Linked DNA regions of Homo sapiens: region 1 is linked to region 2. A link is a loop called in an ENCODE intact Hi-C map of the cell type or tissue named here. Cell type or tissue: Caco-2. All regions are shown on one strand. Links, peaks and the distances in the headings refer to the core of each region. The heading gives the core; the rest is flanking DNA. Region 1 has its middle 10 kb from the start of PSMF1. Region 2 has its middle 3.3 kb from the start of RSPO4.

Evidence for each region. Peaks named below come from ENCODE experiments on the same cell type or tissue, not always from the same donor. Only the 100,000 strongest peaks of a DNase experiment are listed, where the experiment ranks them.
Region 1: a loop joins it to region 2, with 2.6 times the contacts of the local background. A loop is called at or near these places in 1 of 110 quality-filtered maps.

The regions. Positions count from the first base shown.
Region 1 is chr20:1,107,150-1,110,064 of GRCh38, forward strand. No RefSeq gene overlaps it. Among named protein-coding and RNA genes, the nearest start is that of PSMF1, 10 kb to the right of the region's middle. RefSeq lists an enhancer at 1,517-1,566. In Caco-2, for the core only: a CTCF peak has its summit at 1,506 (motif pointing left); a DNase peak (open chromatin) is centred at 1,472.
Region 2 is chr20:1,004,136-1,007,050 of GRCh38, forward strand. No RefSeq gene overlaps it. Among named protein-coding and RNA genes, the nearest start is that of RSPO4, 3.3 kb to the left of the region's middle. RefSeq lists an enhancer at 1,511-1,805 and a silencer at 1,600-1,780. In Caco-2, for the core only: no CTCF peak of the experiment used is centred there; a DNase peak (open chromatin) is centred at 1,696.

The DNA.
Region 1 (2,915 bases), core at 310-2,809, 100 kb after region 2:
GTGCAAATTAAGGCTCAAAGAGGCAAAGCAACTTGCCCAAGTCTACACGGGAAAGCCAAGCTGTGTGTGTGTGTGTATGTGTGTGTGTCCTGACTGCTTGACCAGATTGTGAATTCAGCTCCAGGTAGAGTACAAAGAATACATTTGGAAACAGTCTGGTGCTTGATGGGGGCCAGGTAATGCTGTGATTAAACAGCAGGTTCCAGGGGCCTTGGCAGGTTGCACAATCTCCAGGGAGTGAGACTGCAGCAGTACTGTTAGTACCGTTGGTGGTGTCTTTGACTCCTGCAAATCCTAAAGAACAGTTCAGGCCTAGGTGGTGGTCTCTTTCTGTCCCTTCCTAGCTCTCCACCTAAGAAAATTGCCCAGGGTCATACTGCTTGTAAGTGAAAAAGCCGGGATTTGAGCCCAGGAAGTCTGACTTGCAAACTTGCATGCTGCAGGGTTCAAGACTTGGACTTAAACCCAAGTTTGTTCTTCTCAGCTGTGTGACCCTGGAAAAGTTGCTTAAGTTCTCTGAGCTACTTAACTTCTCATTTAAAAGTTGTTATGAAAATTGAATTAGATAACATGAGCCAAGTGCCAGACACATAGTAAATCCTCAATAAATAGGTGCTGTTTTCCAAGGCCTCATTATCTCAAATAATGAGCCACCTCTTAGGGGCCCTTATCATGAGCCAGGTACTGTGGGAGGCATTTTATTGACATCATGTTCAGAAATTCTCCCAACAGCCCTTGGGGAGACACCACTATAACCCCTATTTGACAATTTGATAAGCCATTTCCCCAAAGTTGCACAGTGAGTAAGCAAAGAGGCCGAGATGTAAACCCAGGTTCCCTGACTCCAAGGCCTAGACACTTTTCTACACTATGCACCTGCTAATGTATTTATTCACTCATCACATATTTATTGGGCACCTACTATGTATGCCAGGCTCTGTTCTAGGTGCCAGGACTATAGCAGTGAACCAAACAGACACAAATCCCTGTGCTCATGAAGCTGATGTTCTGGTTTGGGGAGCATCAGGCAGAGCTTCTAGCCTTTCAAGGTAATACTGGTCACCCCTCCCACCTGCCTGACCAAGGTGGGCAAGTGCCTGATGGAACTTTGGAGTTGGAGCTGGACATGGGTGGCATGGGGGCAAGGCAAGGATCAGGCCCAAGTCTGTGAAAGGATGGAGACAAAGAGAAGTAGGGGGTACAGGAAAGAGAGTGGCCTCAGAAACCGACCCTCTGTGCCTCCAAGGACTTGGGTTCTCTGGGGACCGTCTCTCCCTGAAGGCAACGATCCCCAGAGCTAAAATCAGGTATTTCCAGGTGTGAAGGCTGATTGCAGTGTGGACAGAGCCTGCTGGGGGGGCTCTGGTCTAGGGCTCCCCTGAACCTCCTGGTGGAATGAAGTCAGGATGGAGGAGAGTGTGCCTCTCCCTGCGTGGCTGCCATCTGTGGACATTTGGGTGGGCCAGGGTGCCCTCTTGTGGCCTCCCTTGTCTCTGCAGAGACTCTTCATGTGTCCCTGTGGTTGGAGGAGCTTCCCATGCCTAGATCGTTTCTCTGTTCCCAGCCTGGACCCTTGACCCTTTTTTCTATTCCCAGCCTTTTCTGCCCCTGAGGTCTGAAAAATGGTCCTCGTCATGACTCTTGGCTTTTCCTGTGTAGATCTTGAAACTCAGAGCTCAGAATCCCGCAAGCCCTTAGTGATGCTGTTGGAGGCATGGCACTGTGATGAGGAGGCAAGCAGGCTGACCGCCTGGCTCAAATCCTGACCCTGCTGCTTAGGACAATGGCACAACTTCTCCCTTATTTTTCTCATTTTTAAAGCGAAGATAATAATAGTTTCTACCTTAAAGTGTTGTTCTGGGAATTAAATGAGACAATATACATTGAGCAATTTGTCAAAGCCCCAGTACTACCCCCCGACCCCCACCACACACACACACTCACACTCACACCTTTTATGCCTTCCCTTAGTATTTCAGAGGCCTGAAACCTAACAAGTGCATTTTTCAGAATGACTTGCCAGCTGGGTTCCAAGTTAGATCCAGCCACTGGGAGGCAGAGGCAGGGGCACATTATTGCTTCTCCAACAGCAGTGGCAGAATCTTGAGTTTTAGGTTTCAGTTTGGCAGCAGCCTCTGCAGGTCCCCCCACCACCCTACATACACACAGACTGCCCCAGGATGGGAGGCAGCTGTGATCACTGCTGGTGGTTTTCTGAAGCTCCTGCAATGTCCAGACTTTCTGAAAGCTGGTGGCAGCTTTCCCCAATCTTTACATTCCAATCCATCCACTGGTTCAGTAAGCATCATATTTTTCCCATTAAATCCCCTTCTGCTGGATGTCAAGCAACCAGGGCTCTCATTCATTGTTGGCAGGTGTGGAAAATGGTATGACCATTTTGGGAACACATTTGGCAGTTTCCTATAAACATATACTCTACCATAAGATCCAGCAATTCTACACCTAGGAATTTATCCAAGACCAGTGAAATCATAAGGCCATACCAAGACCTGTCCATGTATGTCTACAGCAGCATTACTCATCACCATCCCAAGCTGGAAACAACCCAAATGCCCATCAATAAGGGACTGGACAAACTGGCACATCCATACAACACAATATTACTCAATAAAAAGGAAGGTACTGATACACACAACATGGATGAAGTTTGGACATGATGATGAGTGAAAAAAGGCATGAAGGGGTATTATTTTATGTGTCAACTATGGAGGGGTGCCAAACCTTCAAGAAAATAATTGCCACACAGCTGTGAGGAGTGCAGTTTGCTAACGTCCTCCGGCCATAGGACCACTGGGATCATGCTGAAGCCATGCTCTTTACGGGCAGCCCACCGAGCAGAGACAGCACTAAGGCCTGGCCATTTCAATCCAACAGGGAACTCTCTATGATATTTC
Region 2 (2,915 bases), core at 226-2,725:
GGGGTGCCTAGATTAGGCCACCCAGTGAGTCAAGGACTGAGCTGACATGGGCATCCAGGTGTCCCATTGTGGTCATCACCATGGCCTGCAAGGACCTCTTGTTCTGATATCTCTGATCTCAGTCTTTCCCACTGCCCCACCCCTCTCTCTTTAGCCTTAGAGATTTCAGCCCTTGAATATTTCACAAACACCACAGGCCTCTCACACCTCTGAGCTTTTCATGTTGTGGGGCCTCTCCATGGAATACCATCCTATATCCTACCTCCTTCTTCACTGCCTCTGCTCCAGGAAGCCTTCCCTGATTCTCAGGCCAGGTCCAGTGCCTCCTCTGGGCATCCACAATCTCTTTATCACAGCTCTGATCACATCAGGTGGTAACAATGGATGTGTCTGTTCTCCTTCCAAACTGCCATCTCTTTCAAGCCAGAGCCAGACACACAGCGGTGCTCAGAATGTTTGCATAATGAGTGCATAAATAAATGAATGGTGAATGAATGAATTCTCCAGATGCACAAGTCTCCCAGCCTGTACATGGAATGCAGGTACTTGGAGAAATGAGGTGACCCCAGAAGATCAAGCCTTAGGAAAGCGGAGGTCATTCCCTTCCCCACTACCCCCAGTACTGGAGTCTCCAAAGTCCAAAGGGGACAGCTTCCATGTGAGCAGGGCCAGAGAGGTCCAATGTGCATTGTGAATTGACAGCCAGCCACACGGCTCTGCAGGATGAAGCTGCTTACCCCTTCTTGAATTTTTTCCCCTATTTATTCCCCACTGCCTCTGCTCTAGCTAGCCTCGTGTTTCTCAGACTCTTGTCACTCATCCTGCGGTTTTTGCTGTTCTCTCTGCCTGGAAAGTCTTTCCCCAGATTTGGGGCTTGTCTCCCCTCGATGTTGCCTCCTCAGAGAGGCCCCCTGTGACCACTCCAGTAAAACGCACCACCATGCACTTTATCCTCTTGTCTTGCTTTACCCTCCGTAGTACCTGTTCATGTCTGTCAGTTCCTGTTTGCTTGTTTGTGAGTTCCATGAGGACAGGAATCTTCTATTTTGTCCCTATGTGCCTTACACTGCAGTGATTAAGACATACTTGTGGAATGGATTTTTTTAAAAAATGAGTGAATGAATAAGCACTCATTCATCCATAGATTCATTGTGGGACCTCAAGTACTTTCTGTTCTCTTAGGCTCAATTTCCCCAGTTGTTCAATGGCACAGATGGGATTTTGTGTTCTGTGAGAGCCCCTTTAGTGCTTCCAGAATTGGATATTTCTAGGGTTCTAAGGCCCAGAACTCAGGGCCCTTCATACCCCAAGATGCTCAGAGGGTGTTTGGTTCTCTAACTATGGGGGCTGTCTGGGCATCTTGGCCTGTTATCCAGTTCCCCTACCCCAATACAGGTGCCCAGGGAGGCTAGTGATGCTGATGGCATGCTCTGGCGGGGGGCGGGGAGGGGTGCACCCAAGGGTGTCAGTTAAGGCACCATTGTCACAAATAGATGAAGACAGGTATAATGGCTGAAACACACTAAGCTCACAGCATGTGTTCCTGATCAGCAGATCCTTCTCTGTGGGATAGCAGGAACTCAGATTCCTTTCAGCTTGTGTTCTGCCCTGTTCAGTACCTGGTTTAAAGCTCACCGAGAAGGGCAGGGCTTATGGGAAGTACAGAGCCTGTCTACCTATGTCCCATTGGCCAGAACTCAGACACACGGCCACACCTACCTGCAAGGGTGACTGGGAAATGTAGTCCAGCCATGTGCCAGACAACACACAGGAGGAAAAGCAAGAATTTGGTGAACATCTGGCCCATTGACCAACGTTGGGCCACCCTCATTTCTTGCCCCAGTCATGCAGTAGCTCCTTCCTGTGTCTGCTCTGACCCCTACAAGCTCTTCTTAAGCAGCCAGAGGACATGTATTATTCATCGGGTGAAGACCAAATTTCTCCTCAGAGATGCAAGGGCTACGTGATGGCCCCTACTAGGGGGCCATCTGCTAGGGTGACCAGCTGTCTGGTTTGCCAGGGATTGAGGGGCTTCCTAGGATGCAACGTTGACCTGTGTGTAGCCTTGTATAATACAACCACAATCAAGATATTTAAACATACTTAAACAAGATACTAAAACATCATCACAAGACTCCTTCATGGTATCCATTTATGGCTCCACCCTCCCTCTCCACTTCCAGTCCTAATCCCTAGCAACCGCTAATCTGTTCTCCATCTCTGTAATGTTTTATTTTTTGAGACAGGGTCTTGCTGTGTCACCCAGGCTGAAGTGCAGTGGCACGATCATGGCTCACTGCAGCCTTGACCTCCTGGGCTAAAGCTTCTCCTGCCTCAGCTGTGTAGCCTGGACTACAGGTGCATGCCACCATGGCTGGCTAATTTTTTATTTTTTGCAGAGGTGAGGTTTCGCCATATTTCCCAGGCTGGTCTTGAACTCCTGGGCTCAAGTGATTCTTCCACCTCGGCTTCCCAAAGTGCTGGGATTATAGGTGTGAATCACCACGCCTGGCCTCCCATCTCTATAACTGTTTTTACATAAATATTGTATAATGGAGTCATGCAGTATGCATCTTTTTGAGATTTGGCTTTCTTCACTCAGCACAATTTGTTTGGAGATTCATTTTAGTTTTGCATGTATTAGTTATTTGCTTTTTACTGCTGAGTAGTATTCCACCGTATGAATGTAATATAGTTTGTTTAACCATTCACCCACTGAAGGACATTTGGGTATTTTCTAGTTTTTCATTATTAAGAATAAAGGTGCCATGCTCACTTGTGTATAGGTTTCTGTGTATCCTCTTTGGTGAAATGTCTGTGCATATCTTTCACACATTTTAAATTGGATTTTTACATTACTATTGTGTTTTAAGAGTTCTATGTATATATTCTATATAGAAGTTCTTTGTTGGTTA